2 separate regions of the Homo sapiens genome follow, and region 2 is linked to region 1. The links are chromatin loops, found by intact Hi-C in ENCODE. Cell type or tissue: endothelial cell of umbilical vein. All regions are shown on one strand.

What was found. Hi-C counts contacts between places; a loop is a spot of excess contacts. Peaks named below come from ENCODE experiments on the same cell type or tissue, not always from the same donor. Only the 100,000 strongest peaks of a DNase experiment are listed, where the experiment ranks them.
Region 2: a loop joins it to region 1, with 5 times the contacts of the local background. A loop is called at or near these places in 2 of 110 quality-filtered maps.

What each region holds. Positions count from the first base shown.
Region 1 is chr20:48,979,169-48,987,168 of GRCh38, forward strand. It overlaps ARFGEF2 (ARF guanine nucleotide exchange factor 2), which reads left to right. Exons shown (of 39, transcript NM_006420.3): 15 at 5,561-5,672; 16 at 6,240-6,445. Among named protein-coding and RNA genes, the nearest start is that of ARFGEF2, 61 kb to the left of the region's middle. In endothelial cell of umbilical vein, CTCF peaks have their summits at 4,293 (motif pointing left) and 7,911 (motif pointing right); a DNase peak (open chromatin) is centred at 4,433; H3K27ac peaks cover 1,812 bases.
Region 2 is chr20:48,632,213-48,640,212 of GRCh38, forward strand. It overlaps PREX1 (phosphatidylinositol-3,4,5-trisphosphate dependent Rac exchange factor 1), which reads right to left. Exons shown (of 40, transcript NM_020820.4): 30 at 7,554-7,682; 31 at 5,499-5,540; 32 at 4,251-4,471; 33 at 2,464-2,563; 34 at 284-427; 35 at 65-179. Among named protein-coding and RNA genes, the nearest start is that of PREX1, 190 kb to the right of the region's middle. RefSeq lists enhancers at 3,826-3,965, 6,339-6,633. In endothelial cell of umbilical vein, a CTCF peak has its summit at 3,747 (motif pointing right); DNase peaks (open chromatin) are centred at 3,759 and 6,519; H3K27ac peaks cover 1,101 bases.

The sequences.
Region 1 (8,000 bases):
GAGTTTTTAGCATGAAGGGCTGTTGAATTTTGTTGAAGGCCTTTTTTGCATCTATTGAGATAATCATGTGGTCTTTGTCATTGGTTCTGTTTATGTGATGGATTACGTTTATTGATTTGTGTATGTTGAACCAGCCTTGCTTCCCAGGGATGAAGCTGACTTGATCGTGGTGGATAAGCTTTTTGATGTGCTGCTGGATTCGGTTTGCCAGTATTTTATTGAGGATTTTCACATTGATGTTCATCAGGGATATTCGTCTAAAATTCTCTTTTTTTATTGTGTCTCTGCCAGGCTTTGGTATCAGGATGATGCTGGCCTCATAAAATGAGTTAGGGAGGATTCCCTCTTTTTCTATTGATTGGAATAGTTTCAGAAGGAATGGTACCAGCTCCTCTTTGTACCTCTGATAGGATTCGACTTTGAATCCATCTGGTCCTGGACTTTTTCTGGTTGGTAGGCTATTAATTATTGCCTCAATTTCAGAGCCTGTTATTGGTCTATTCAGGGATTCAACTTCTTCCTGGTTTAGTCTTGGGAGGGTGTATGTGTCGAGGAATTTATCCATTGCTTCTAGATTTTCTAGTTTATTTGCGTAGAGGTGTTTATAGTATTTTCTGATGGTAATTTGTATTTCTGTGGGATCGGTGGTGATATCCCCTTTATCATTTTTTATTGTGTCTGTTTGATTCTTCTCTTTATTTTCTTCTTTATTAGTCTTGCTAGCAGTCTATCAATTTTGTTGATCTTTTTTAAAAAAACAGCTCCTGGATTCGTTGATTTTTTTTTGAAGGGTTTTTTATGTCTCTATCTCCTTCAGTTCTGCTCTGATCTTAGTTATTTCTTGCCTTCTGTTAGCTTTTGAATTTGTTTGTTCTTGCTTCTCTAGTTCTTTTAATTGTGATGTTAGTGTGTCAATTTTAGATCTTTCCTGCTTTCTCTTGTGGGCATTTAGTGCTATAAATTTCCCTCTACACACTGCTTTAAATGTGTCCCAGAGACTCTGGTACGTTGTTTCTTTGTTCTCCTTGGTTCCAAATAACATCTTTATTTCTGCCTTAATTTCGTTATGTACCCAGTAGTCATTCAGGAGGAGGTTGTTCAGTTTCCATGTAGTTGTGTGGTTTTGAGTGAGTTTCTTAATCCTGAGTTCTAATTTGATTGCACTGTGGTCTGAGAGACAGTTTGTTGTGATTTCTGTTCTTTTGCATTTGCTGAGGAGTGCTTTACTTCCAACTATGTGGTCAATTTTGGAATAAGTGCAATGTGGTGCTGAGAAGAATGTATATTCTGTTGGTTTGGGGTGGAGAGTTCTGTAGATGTCTATTAGGTCCACTTGGTGCAGAGCTGAGTTCAAGTTGTGGATATCCTTGTTAACCTTCTGTCTTGTTGATCTGTCTAATATTGACAGTGGGGTGTTAAAGTCTCCCAGTATTTTTGTTTGGGAGTCTAAGTCTCTTTGTAGGTCTCTAAGGACTTGCTTTATGAATCTAGGTGCTCCCGTATTGGGTGCATATATATTTAGGATAGTTAGCTCTTCTTGTTGAATTGATCCCTTTACCATTATGTAATGGCCTTCTTTGTCTCTTTCGATCTTTGTTGGTTTAAAGTCTGTTTTATCAGAGACTAGGATTGCAACCCATGCTTTTTTTTGCTTTCCATTTGCTTGGTAGATCTTCCTCCATCCCTATATTTTGAGCCTGTGTGTGTCTCTGCACGTGAGATGGGTCTCCTGAATATAGCACACTGAGGTCTTGACTCTTTATCCAGTTTGCCAGTCTGTGTCTTTTAATTGGGGCATTTATCCCCATTACATTTCAAGTTAATATTGTTATGTGTGAATTTGATCCTGTCATTATAATGTTAGCTGGTTATTTTGCCCGTTAGTTGATGCAGTTTCTTCCTAGCATCGATGGTCTTTACAATTTGGCATGGTTTTGCAGTGGCTTGTACCAGTTGTTCCTTTCTATGTTTAGTGCTTCCTTCAGGAGCTCTTGTAAGGCAGGCCTGGTGGTGACAAAATCTCTCAGCATTTGCTTGTCTGTAAAAGATTTTATTTCTCCTTCACTTATGAAGTTTAGTTTGGCTGGATATGAAATTCTGGGTTGAAAGTTCTTTTCTTTAAGAATGTTGAATATTGGCCCTCACTCTCTTCTGGCTTGTAGAGTTTCTGCTGAGAGATCCGCTATTAGTCTGATGGGCTTCCCATAGTGGGTAACCCGACCTTTCTCTCTGGCTGCCCTTAACATTTTTTCCTTCATTTCAACCTTGGTGAATCTGACAATTATATGTCTTGGGGTTGCTCTTCTCTAGGAGTATCTTTGTGGTGTTCTCTGTATTTCCTGAATTTGAAAGTTGGCCTGCCTTGCTAGGTTGGGGAAGTTCTCCTGGATAATATCCTGCAGAGTGTTTTCCAACTTGGTTCCATTCTCCCTGTCACTTTCAGGCATACCAATCAAACGTAGATTTGGTCTTTTCACATAGTCCCATATTTCTTGGAGGCTTTGTTCGTTTCTTTTTATTCTTTTTTCTGTAAACTTCTCTTCTCACTTTATTTCATTAATTTGATCTTCAGTCACTGATACCCTTTCTTCCACTTGATCAAATCTGCTATTGAAGCTTGTGCATGCGTCATGTAGTTCTCATGCCATGGTTTTCAGCTCCACCAGGTCATTTAAGGTCTTCTCTACACTGTTTATTCTAGTTAGCCATTCGTCTAATCTTTTTTCAAGGTTCTTAGCTTCCTTGCGATGGGTTCGAACATCCTCCTTTAGCTTGGAGAAGTTTGTTATTAGTGACTTTCTGAAGCCTACTTCTGTCAGCTTGTCAAAGTCATTTCCATCCATCTTTGTTCTGTTGCTGGGGAGGAGCTGCAATCCTTTGGAGGAAAAGAGGTGCTCTGGTTTTTAGAATTTTCAGCTTTTCTGCTCTGGTGTCTCCCCATCTTTGTGGTTTTATCTATCTTTGGTCTTTGATGCTGGTGACCTACAGATGGGGTTTTGGTGTGGATGTCATTTTATTTGTTGATGTTGCTATTCCTTTCTGTTTGTAGCTTTCCTTCTAACAGTCAGGTCCCTCAGCTGCAGGTCTGTGGGAGTTTGCTGGAGGTCCACTCCAGACCCTGTTTGCCTGGGTATCACCAGCAGAGGCTGCAGAACAGCAAATATTGCAGAACAGCAAATATTGCTGCCTGATCCTTCCTCTGGAAGCATCGTCCCAGAGGGGCACCCGCCTGTATGAGGTGTCAGTCGGCCCTTTCTGGGAGGTGTCTCCCAGTTAGGCTACATGGGGGTCAGGGTCCCACTTGAGGAGGCAGGCTGTTCTCAGAGCTCAAACACCATGCTGGGAGAACCACTGCTGAGAGCTGTCAGACAGGGATGTTTAAGTCTGCAGAAGTTTCTGCTGCCTTTTGTTCAGCTATGCCCTGCCCCCAGAGGTAGGGTCTATAGAGGCAGCAGCCCTTGCAGAGCTGTGGTGGGCTCTGCCCAGTTCGAGCTTCACCAGCACTTTGTTTACCTACTCAAGCCTCAGCAATGGCAGACACCCCTCCCCCTGCCAGGCTGCTGCCTCACAGGTCAATCTCAGACTGCTGAGCCAGCAGTGAGCAAGGCTCCGTGGGCGTGGGACCTGCTGAGCCAGGCACAGGATATAATCTCCTGGTGTGCCATTTGCTAAGACCATTGGAGAAGTGCAGTATTTGGGCAGGAGTGTCCCGATTTTCCAGGTACAGTCTGTCATGGCTTCCCTTGGCTAGGAATGGAAAATCCTCCGACCCCTTACGCTTCCCGGGTAAAGCGATGCCCCGCCCTGCTTCAGCTCACCCTACGTGGGCTGCACCCACTGTCCAACCAGTCCCAGTGAGATGAACCAGGTACCTCAGTTGGAAATGCAGAAATCACCGTCTTCTGCGTCGATCACACTGGGAGCTGCAGACCGGAGCTGTTCCTATTTGGCCATCTTGGGACGGAATCTTACTTGTTTTATTTACGTATATATTTTTCTGAACCATTTTGAAAGTAATTGGTAGCCATCATGAGACCTTAACTGAATCTCTTTGAAAAATAAAGGACATTCTCCCATATAACCACAGCACCATCATCACAATCATTGGCAAATCTTTATGTTTCTTTCCAGTCTTTTACACACATCAACACATACACAATCATATATTCCAACTTGTAAATGATTAGTTAACTTAGTAAGTTCAACTTAAGAGTTGAAATTACAGTACTCACTTATTAACTGACATGTTTGATCTTCTCATTTCTACTGCCGCCACTCCACCTCCCTCTAGTGTATTCTGCCCACAGCAGCTAAAGTAATCTTTTTAAAACATAAATCAAGTCTTATCACTCTCCTGCCTAAATCATTCCAGGTTTCCTGTTCTGCACCATGGCCTGACCCAGCCCCTGGCCTCCCTTGCTGATCTCATCTCCTGCCAATTCCCCTGAGTCACACAATGTATTTTCAGTCCCTTGAACACCTTCAGCTCTTTTTACCATGGTGCCTTGTGCTTGAAATTCTCTTGGCTTTTTTCCATCCCTCAGACTTGGTAAAACATCTCTTACTCAAAGAGGCCTTCAGCAACTGCACTATCTAAACAGGTCCCAAGTTAAGTTCTGCCCTTGCCCCTATTTGTATCTTTCATGACGCTTGCCAGTTTGTGCTTACTCATGAATATCACCCTCCAGCTCAGGCCTGGTAAATAATAAGTTGAGTCTATACATTGGTTAGCTTTGCCTTCCTTTAGCAGGAAATAAAAAATGGGCTGGGCATGGTGGCTCATGCCCGTTATCCCAGCACGTTGGGAGGCTAAGGTGGGAGGATCACTTGGAGTTCCAGACCAGCCTGGTCAACACAGTGAGACCCTGTCTCTTAAAAAAAAAAAAAAGTAGAGAAAGAAAAAAATAAATACAAAATAACATGCTTAACTATGTATTTCTCTCTCAAGGAAATCCAAAAGTGGACAGTCTAAGGCTGCTACGGTGGCCCTTAAGGACATCAGAGATCCAGGCTCCTTTTATCTGTCTGCTTCACCATACTTAGCCAGAGAGGGTGGCCTCATGGTATAAGATGACTGCTGGAGTACCAGCCATCCCACAAACATTCTGGAGAGGAGGAGGGAAAGAACAAAAAGAGAAAAAAGCAGACTTCCCACCTGAGTCAGCTTTGTTTAAGGGTCCTTCCTAGAAGTACCCACACCACTTCTGCTCATATCTCACTGGCTAGAAGTTTATCACATGGCCATCCTTTATTTAAGGGAGGCAGGGAAATGTTCTTTTTATTCCACATGGCAGTGTGTCCAGCTAACACGTAGGGTTCTATTAGTGTTGGAGAAGGGGAGAGTGGATATGAGGTGACAATCAGCAGACTCTGACCAGGTATAGCTGGGTCAGAAATTGAAGGTGGAATTTAGAAAAGCTGCCAGGACAGACATGACCTTGCTAGCTTATACGTGATGGCATGTTCATAGTATTCTATTATTATTTATCTCAAATACCAGCTTTTGCTATCCTCCAGATTTTGAAATAAGCAACTTGTGTCCCATCTCTGCTTGAAACAGGTTCAACAAGAAACCCAAGAGGGGGATCCAGTTTCTCCAGGAGCAGGGCATGCTGGGAACGTCAGTTGAAGACATAGCCCAATTCCTGCACCAGGAGGAGCGCCTGGATTCCGTAAGGCTTGGGGGTGTAGCACTTGCATGTGAGTTCTGTCAGGTGATTGTGAGCCCTTACCAGTTTTAACCTCGAGATTGTCTGGCCCTAAGTACATTGTCTGTTGTCCACCCCCGGGTTATACATTGTCTATTGTCCACCCCCGGGTTACAGCAGTCCTGTGTATCCCGTTGGCTAGTGTTGCAGAAAGCTCTTTGATGGGAATAAACTAGCCTCCCAGCAGGTGGCTGCATATTTGCTGGAAGAGAGTCAGAGCTGGAAGTGTTCCTTGACTGCTAGAAAGTTCTTACGGCTGCCTGTCTGCAACTAACCTCCTTAGTGTGCCCCGTCATTCTCTCCATTTTAAGTCTCTTGTGCCCCCTCCTCTTCCTTCATCCATGCAGGACAGGCTGCTTCTGGAATGGGTGGGTGGGTGGGCAGGTCAGGGAGTTCCCTAGCTTTTTTACCAGTCCAGCCTATTCTGGGCAGTTAGGGCCAGGCTATTCTGACTCCACCCTTTGGCTGCTGGCTTTTGCTGAGGGTTCGTATTTGACAATTTCTGGATATAAGTGAGTGTGTATGTTTCAGACCCAAGTAGGCGATTTTCTGGGAGATAGCGCAAGGTTCAACAAGGAGGTGATGTATGCCTACGTGGACCAACTTGACTTCTGTGAAAAAGAATTTGTCTCAGCCCTGCGGACATTCCTAGAAGGTTTCCGCCTACCTGGAGAAGCCCAAAAGATTGACCGATTAATGGAGAAGTTTGCCGCAAGATACATAGAATGCAACCAAGGGTGAGCGCCGATTTTGAGTCCCTTCCAGATCATCTGTTTGCCTGCCTCAGAACGCTAATTCTAATTTGGTTGGGGTTTAATCTTTGTATATCTGTGCCAAGCAACTGAAGCTTTTGTTTACCGTGTGCCAGGCACTGTGCTAAGGGATTATTTCACATAAGACCTCACAGCAACCTGTTTATGTCCCTATTCTACAGACAAAAAGATTGAGGACCAGAGAGGTTAACTTGCCCAAGATCACACAGCTAAAGCCCATGCTGTTAGCAACTATAAAAGAGTAGTTTCATAAGTTGAGAGGAGACAATTGGGCACCTCTTCCCTAATCAAAAACAGTTCCCCTGATTTAATATATGGGGTAGATCTCAAGGATTTTGGTTTTTCTTTAATTGCATACTGATGAGCAGGTTACAGAAATAGCTACATAACTAATAAAAACCACCAAAGTACATGATTTTATCTGGGGACCTTTTTTGATGGGCGGTTCGTGATTTTGTAAGAAGTGGAAATAGGAAGGGGAACAAACCATTATTAAATACCTCCTGTGTGTGGGCCATGCCATGGGTTTTACATGCATTTAATTTAATTAATGGCAAGCCCAGGAATAGTATCCCTGTTTTACAGATGAGGAAATTGAGAATCTGAGAGATTGAGCAACCTGTCCAAAATTAATCAGCTAGTAAGGAGCAGAGCCAGGGTTGAATATGGATTTCTCTAACTCAGAAGCTCATGTTCGGGCTGGATGCAGTAGCTCTTGCCTGTAATCCCAGCACTTTGGGAGGCCGGGACGGGCAGATCACTTGGGGTCAGGAGTTCGAGACCAGCCTGGCCAATATGGTGAAATCCCGTCTCTTCCAAAAATACAAAAAAAAATTAGCTGGGTAATCCCAGCTGCTCAGAGGCTGAGGCAGGAGAATTGCTTCAACCTGGGAGGCAGAGGCTACAGTGAGCCGAGACCACACCACTGCACACCAGCCTGGATGACAGAGGCAGACTCTGTCTCAAAAAAAAAAACTCATGTTCTCTCCACTGAACATTAAATTAGAAATATGTCTGAATATGCTGTGACCATGATGTGGAAATTGTTCAGTGGAAACTATTTTTTTTGAGACAGGGTCTTGCTCTCTTGCCCAGGTTGAAGTACAGTGGGGTGATCACAGATCACTGCAGCCTGGATCTCCTGGGCTCAATCAGTCCTCCCACCTCAGCCTCCTGAACTGCTGGGACTACAGGTGCATGCCACTGTGCCTGGCTAATTTTTTGTATAATATTTCTGCAGAGATAGAGTTTCACCGTGTTGCCCAGTCTGGTCTTGAACTCCTAGCCTCAAGGGATCCTCCTGCCTCAGCCTCCCAAAGTGGGGGATTTACAAATGTGAGCTACCACACCTGATTGAAACATTTTAATAACTGTTTTGCCTCTCAGGTCAACTTTGTTTTCATATTAATTGCTCCCAGTCTTCCAAGTGTATGGCAGGCTGTCCCCAGGAGGTGGCAGGATTGGCAAAGGCAGCATATCATCATTTTAACCAAATGGACATTAGAACTCTCTATGAAGG
Region 2 (8,000 bases), 350 kb before region 1:
CTAATGCCCACTCCACGTGGAGGTTTCCTGACTCCTGCCCCCAACGGGGACCCCAGGCGGATACCTGAGTTTGCGGTAATACTGCTGAACTTTCTCCAGGGACTGCGCGTTGATGTCCTGCTGCAAATCCTCCGCGGCCTGGCTGCCTGGAGAAGGCAGCCCCTCCACGTTCTCCAGCACTGGGAGGGGAGATGTCGGGGGCGGGCAGGCGGTTGGGAGCCGGTGTGCTTGGTGGCCTTGGCCCGGCCCCCGTGGTCCTCCCTGCCCCAGGCCTGAAGCTCACCTTTCGTGAACAGCGCTGTGTGCAGCCTCAGGCTGGCCCCACCCTCCAGGCGGGAGGGCAGCTTGGAGAAGTGGTAGCTGTCGAGGTAGAAGATGACCTTCAGCGCCTGCCGGCTGCCCTCAATGTGGTAGAAGACGTTGGTGTCTGCGGAAGGATATGGGGCAGGATGACTCACCACCGAGGCCAAGGCCAGGGGAAGCCCTGGCACACCTCTCCAGAACAGCTGGCACCTCCCTGCCCCCAGGTCCAGGGGGGCACCCTGGGACCTCCCTGTTCTCCCGACTCTACAGGGGTAGCCTCAGACCTCCCTGCCCTCCTGCCCTCTAGGGACAGCCTCCAGCAGCCCTTCCCTCTCACTCTCCGAAGAACTGCAGCTGACACCTCCCTTTCGCCTGCTTCATCAGCTCCTAGTTCCGCTGCTTAATTCTTGAACCTGATGCGGACTCTGCCTACTTAGGGGGTCCACAGCATTTGGGGTCAGAGCTTCCCCAGCGCTCCTTGTACCCTCACCCGGTAGCCCATGGCCCCTGCCTGGGAAAAGCTGCCCTCAAACAGGGTATACATCTGATTCATAGCCAGAAGGAAGCGCTTAGGGCAGGGGGTGCAAAATATGGCACCCAGACCCCATCCTGCACCCATGGCAGACATCACTCATCGATCAAAGCTCTGCCCGAGCCAATCTCAGCCTGGAGACAGGCAGCTGCTGCTGCCTATCAATTCCAATTGCTACTCAAAGAGAACCTGCCCTTCATCTAGACTCTAGTCCATGCATTTTCAGCAGGAGAGACACTGTCCCCAAGGAGGTGAAAACTGGCTCGTGGGAAGGAGAATGAAAACACTTTCCTCTTTTAATGTATAATAAGCACAGATGCACAGATAAACAGACACAGGGTATACCCGTAGTAGTATAATTTCATGGGGGTGCAGCAATTAGGAAAAATTGACTAAAAAGGTTTTTTATGAAATTAAATAAAATCTAATGAAATGAAAAAACTGAGAAACACTAATCCAGTGCCTGGTTCCTAATTAAACCCACATGCCTCAGAAGCCCCTGGAGGGCTTTCAGCATACAGGCCTCTGGACTCCACCTCCAGAGTTTCTGAGGCCGTAGTTCTGGCTGGGCCGGAGAATATGCCTTTCTATCAAGCCCCCAGGTGCTGCTGGTCCAGGGGCCACGCTCTGAGAACCCCTGCTTTCAGAAGCAAGCCCAGAAGTTCCCAGCCCTGGCTGCACATCCAGACTACCCAGCACCCAGACCCCACCCCACAAACCGATCAGAATCGCTAGGGCCCAGGGCCCTGGGATCGTTGCAAAGTTCCCTCAATGATTCCAGAGTGCAAGCAGGGCTGAGACGCACTGGTCTAGACTATGAGCTCCAGGAGGGTAGGAATGAGGACCATGTTACATGGCCCAAAACGCAGCCTGACATATACTATGTGCTCAAAATTATGGACATGTAAATAGATGGATGGATGGACGGATGGATGATGGTTGGATGGATGGATGGATGGATGGACAGATGTTTGGATGGATCGATGGATGAATGGATGCATGGATGGATGGATGAGTGGGATGGATGGATGGATGGACGGATGGATGGATGGATGCATGGATGCCTGGATGGATGGATGCATGGACACATGGGTGGGTGGATGGATGGATGGATGGATGGATGGATGCATGGATGGATGGATGGATGGATGGATAAATAAATGGGTGGGCAGGTGGAAGGATGGGTGGAAAATAGACACAGAGAGAAAGACAGAAAGAAAAAGGGAGAAAGGGGAGAAAGCGTGGAGGAAGGAGAGGTGAGGACACGAGCAAGGGAGGAAGGGAGGATGGAACTTAATTATGGTACTTATTTAAGCCCTTTAAAAATCTTAAGTTTTCACATCTCTAGGGAATAATTTTATTAAGAATTGGGTACCAGTGTCATTCTCTTTTAAGAGCTGTTGGAAATAGCCGGGTTCATACAAAAAGAAACCCCTCTTTTTCCATGTGTGCCCCAAAGTTCGGCTCTCACACTCATGTTGGAGGCATGAGGTTTGACAGCACTGAGTACTGAGCCCACCTTGGGCAGCTGGCCCAGAGGCAGGGGAAGGACAGGGTGACCCCAGAGAGCTGTCCCTTCCACCCCAGGACCCCACCTCTCACAGTGGGGGATGGGAGAAATCACTCACTGGCCACATAGTTCTCGTCCAGCTGCTTAAAGGAGAAGGTGACATTGTCCAGCTCTGACAGCGTCACCCAGATGTCCTCCAGCATGGTCCGTTCCTCCTTCTGCAGGAAGAAGACAGCGCGGAGGAGTCTCAGATGCCAACCCTGCCCCAGGGTTTCCTATCAAGATGCTGAATTCAACTCTAGTCGGCACTCCACACTGTGGGCCCCCTGGGTGCCAGGTCCTGAGCGTGACTCTCCAGAGTGGATGTGAAATCATGGTGTGCTCTGTGGCTTGTCCTGCACTTTCAAGGGTCATAGAACCCATCTCTGCCTTAATTCACTGAGTGATCCTAGTAAAGTCACTGCCTCTCTTGCCTGGATCACCAACCAGGCTTCTAACTTAACCTTTTTGAGCCTAACACACTCAAATAAAAGTCCCCAATTCCTTCCTCAACCTCCCCCAGTCGGTCCCATGTCAGCAAATAGCACCAGCGTTCATTCGGTCATCCAAGATCCAAACCTTTGACTTCTCAGTTTCTCTCCCGCTCACCCTGGGCCTGGTCCATCACCAAGTCTGATGGGGTGACACTAAAACATCCTCCAGACCCACCCATCTCCCTCCAGCTTCCTGGCCACCACCCAGGTTCAAGGGTCCACCATCTCTTGTCAAGATGACACCAGGTTTCCCTTCTGCCACTCTCTGCCCCCAAACAATACATCCTACAAGTCATGTTTTGAAAACTTAACCCAAATTATATCACTCACCCAGCTCCAAGCCTCTGAACCCTCCACTGCTTCCAGATTAAAGTCTCAGGCCCTACAGAACTGGTCCCCACATCTCCCTAGCCCCTGCCGCTCCCCTCTGGTCACACCAGCCACTCTTCGGGGCCTTTGTACATGCTGGTCCCTCTACCCCGCACACTCTTCCTCACACTGTCTGCCTGGCTGGCTGAGGTCTCAGCTCAAGCGTCACCACCTCACACAGGCTGTCTCTGACAGAGAAGCTGCAGTGCCCGCCAAGCTTCCTGTAGAGATTGCCTTCTCCCCACCTTCCTTCCCTCCTCTGTCCTTTCTTCTTCTCAAGCTGCTTCCCCCAACTAGGAAGTCAGCTTCAGGCCCCCAGCTCCCAGCTCAGGGCCTGGCACATCGTGGTGTTTGGAGAATGAAGGAACTTGGCCCAGCATCCCCATGTGAGAAGAGGAAGGGGAGGGCTGAGTGTTCCCTGCTTCCTCCCTGGGCCCCAGGTTGTGCATTCTGAGAATCAAGTGATGGCCAATCTGTGCCAGGCAGGCGTCTTGTGCAGCAGCAGCCAGCAGAGGGCGCTCCAAGGCCAGGCCTCCCCACCAGCCAGCAGCAGGGGCTCCAGGAGCCAACCTCAGAGGCACTGGTGACTCTCAGGTCCTGGCCGGATGTCCAGCAGCATCCCTGGCTTCCACCACCCCACTCCCACCTCAGGCCCTCAGTTGTCACAACCAAAAACATCTCCAGACATTACCAAGTGTCCCCTAGTGGGGAAACTGCCCTGGGCTGAGAGCCGCTGGTCTGTAGCATGGATTCTGTTATCTGTGTGTGTGTGCCTCCCTCCCTCCCACTGGGACAGAAGATCCCTGGGTACAGGGACTCTGTTTTGTTCACTGCTGGACCTTCAGTGCCTATAAAACAGCACACAGGTGCTCAACAAATAGCTGCTGCGGGAATGACGAGGCCAGGGGGAGCCTGAGTAAGTGGGCAAGGGCTCCCTCGACCCGGCCTGGGCGGGCACCAGTGGGTGGGCCAGCGGGGCCGCCCTCCCGCCCCACTCACTCACCACTGTGGCTGGCGAGAGCAGGGACTGGCAGTGCAGCAGGACGCCCGTGGCCGCCACCTGCTCCAGCCACTTGCGGCTGGCGTCGCGGCTGCTCTCCTCGTACTCGCCATTGTTGTTGTAGCGGTAGCCCAGGGCCGCCAGCAGCTGCTTGGAGAAGGTGCACACGGCGGCCACCAGGGCCTGGCAGAAGATCGCGTCTCTGCGCAGCTGCAGCTCCGTGTCTGGGGGCAGAGGGCAGGAGGCCTTGCTGGAGGGGCGCTCCCGTGCCACCAGGAGGCCCACCCCCCAAAACCCTGGGTCCAGGACCCCTCATGGAACCCCCAGCAAAGGGCTAACATCAGGCCAGAAATTACTTTTTGGTGGACATCCCAGCCACCAAAAGCCAATTCCACAAAAATCAATTCTACGAAAAGCAAGCCCATTTGCCAAAACTGTTCTCTCAGTGACTCATCTGCCTGCTTTGAAAACCAAACAAACAAACAAACATCTTGTGATTTTCCTAAGGGTTTCCCAAGACCCTCACCCTCAGCCATTTCTCCTCTCATTATGGGATTCCTTGGCCTTGGCCAGTAGAATGCCAATGGTGCTAAGCTCTTCTGCCAAGCTGCACATGTTCAGAAATGCAGTTTAGCATTTTCTCTATTTTGGAGAACTATGCTTTCTTCCTTCCCCCACCTCTGCCCTTGCCCCTGTCCTTGACCTTGGCATGGTCTGAAGAACTGGCCAGTTTCAAGCAATTGGTCTCTCAGGGTCCCAATCTTCTGGAAGGAATTATTTCCAATGGCCGGCTTCTGGCCAGTGAGTTTTTTAGTGACCAAATTTGACCCAGATCCTGCAGTAGCACCCCCTTGGCTAATTTCTAGAAAGAAGGCAGGGATAGAGAAGGTCTCCAAGATTCTCCCGCTACCTCCTCCCCCTTCCTCTTCCCCACTCTCTGCTGGGTGGAAGCCCCCAGGCTGGGGCTGAAGGCTCTACCGGCACAAGGCCCCCTAACATCGTCCTCTATCCCGGGGCCCCGTCAACATCCACCCAGGCCTGGGCAGTGGCACAGGACAGGGCTCCTGGCTCCAGTGCCCTGAGACTTGTCCCTTGGACACAAGAGGAAGAAGCAAGTTTCAAGTAGCTCTTGGAGGGGCTCCAGGCCAAAGCGTTGCCTCCCCCCGTCCAGGCCCCGAGGGCATGGATGGTCGGCCTTGGGTGGTGGAAGAGGCCGGGTATGTGCCCCCCACACACCTTTAAAGGCCTCACCTGTGCACTTCAGCAAGGCCAGGAGCAGCTGGTTCTTCCCATCTGGAAGGAGAAGGGAGACAGAAAGGGGGACGGGCTGGGAGGGGGCAGCAAGAGGTGAGGGCAGAACCGGGCCCCTCCCCATGGCACCTCCCAAGGTGCTCTGACCCTTCACAGCAAAGCCCTGGCACCCAAGGCTGTGCTCAAGGAGGTTTTATTGATTGTCAGGTAAACTCCAGGAACCCCTGACCTCAGGCAGTGGAACCCCAACTGTGAGCCCCATCTGTACGTGCAAGCCTGGGACACAGATGGAACCAGCCCCTTTAATCCCTGGGCCACAGCCCCTGCCCCACACCTTGTTCACATAAGTATGGTCACACACACGTACAACCTAGATACACACGTATCCATACACACACACACTCACACATCAACAGACACCCAAGTGCATGCCACACACAGAGACACACACATATACTCATACGTAGACTCACATATGTACACACGCAGGTACACATGCGCCCACACAAGCACACAGCAGACACACAAGTGCACACCACACACGTGCACTCATCTGCAGACTCACATACATATGTACACACACAGGTACACACACATCCACACAGACACACAACAGACACACGAGTGCACACATAAGACACACACTCCTAACAGCCTCACATACATATTCTCATCCTACATGGGCATGGCCCTACACACGCCCTGTCCTGCAAAAAAAGCTCAATTCTTCCAGGCCCAACATCCTGTTCTCTTTCCTTAAAAAAGATGCTCCTCGGCCCACAAAAGGGCTTAGAAAGATGTGGAAGGGCTTTGGATTTGGTTTATTAGGTGCCTTCTTCCCCAGGGAGGACTGCAGGACTCAGGGCTGGGCAGGGTAAGAACGAGAGCAGCTGCAGTGGTGCGCTCTTGTCAGGACTCACCACGCCAGGCACCACGGCAGGACTCACCACGCCAGGCAGCCAGGCCAGAACTCACCACACCAGGAAGCCAGGCCAGGAGTCACCACGCCAGGCAGCCAGGGCACTGAGCGCATGACCTATGCTGACTCATTTAATCCTCCTGACCACACGGGAAGGAGGCAGCACTGTGGGCCCATTTGACACAGGAAGAAGCTAAGGCCAGAGGCGTCAAGGAACTCGCCATGATCACACAGCCAGTAAGTGGGTGAGCTGGGATTCAAGCCCTGGTGGTCTGGACCCAGAGTCGATGCTCCTCACTGGTTACACTTTTGGAGAACAGGACAGATCAGAAGCAGCAGAGACTCCGACTCAGAGGCTGCCATTCCCCGAGGGAACAGCCCAGAGTCCTCTAATCTCCCACTGTCCTGGTCAAACATCTCCCTCGTCCGGATCCTTCTAACGCAGGAGTCTCAGACGCAAATGCCGGCAAGGGCCAGGCAGGTGATGTAAGATGCGTGGAGCAGACGCCAAGCCACAGGGAGTGGTGGAGACTGGGGTGAACTGGAAAGCACCTCGGCCCCACGTACACAGAGCGGCCGCCACTCCTCTCCACCAAGGGAGGATGGGAGACTGGGCCTAGAGTCACCAGATCTTCGTGTTGTTCAAGAGCAGCCAGAAATCCAAGTTTCTATGTGAGAACCTTTGTCAAGCTGGAAGCAGAGTCACAGTTTTTGCTGCTGCAGCATCGAAACCTATCTGTGGGCCTGAATCTGGTCAGTGGGCTGCCAGCCGGTGTCCCTCATACCCTGATAATAACAGGAACTCACACATCCAATGCTTTGGAAGCTGAGAAAGAACAGGTTCAGCCTTTTCAACCTCCAAAGTCAGGGCTTTGTTTTGTTTTGTTTTGTTTCTGATTTTTGTTTTGATAGAGACAGGGTCTCACTATGTTGCCCAGGTCTCAAACTCCTGGGCTCAAGTCACATCCTGCCCAGGGCAGGACACTCAGCTGAGAGAGGGCATCACTTCTCTTGTCCTCTCCCTGGTCATGGAGAAACAGGGGTCACAGAACTGGATCCATTCCTGATTCTCTCAGGTTCCACACCAAAAGCCATGGCCCCCTCCCCACCATGATGCACCCTCCCTGCCCACCGACCTTCCACATATCTCTGAATGTTGTCCACCAGGGTCTTGATGGAGTTGGGGAGGTTCCAGGGGTCCTCCTGGATGCTAATCTGGATCAGGCTCCGGCCACGGATTGTACACTCTTCTTTCTGTTTAAACTCTGGGGCAGGAAAGTGGCATGAGGGCCAGGGAAGGGACGGAGGTAGTGTTGGAGAACGGTGGCACAAAGGCCTATGTCCCATCACAGATCCCAGAGCTCATAATCCTAGATCAAGGGAGCTGGCAGGACTCCTGGGCATTATCGGGTCCACAGAGGGTAAGTGTGCTATTTCATGGTACCACACCCATGGCAGGCATTATTCATCAATCTCAGCACTCCTTCCTGCTGCTCTGAGACCAAGACTCCCCACAGCTATAGCCAATCCAGTGCAGACCTCACAAATCAATCACGGCTTTCCTTTCGTCTAAGCCTGGATGT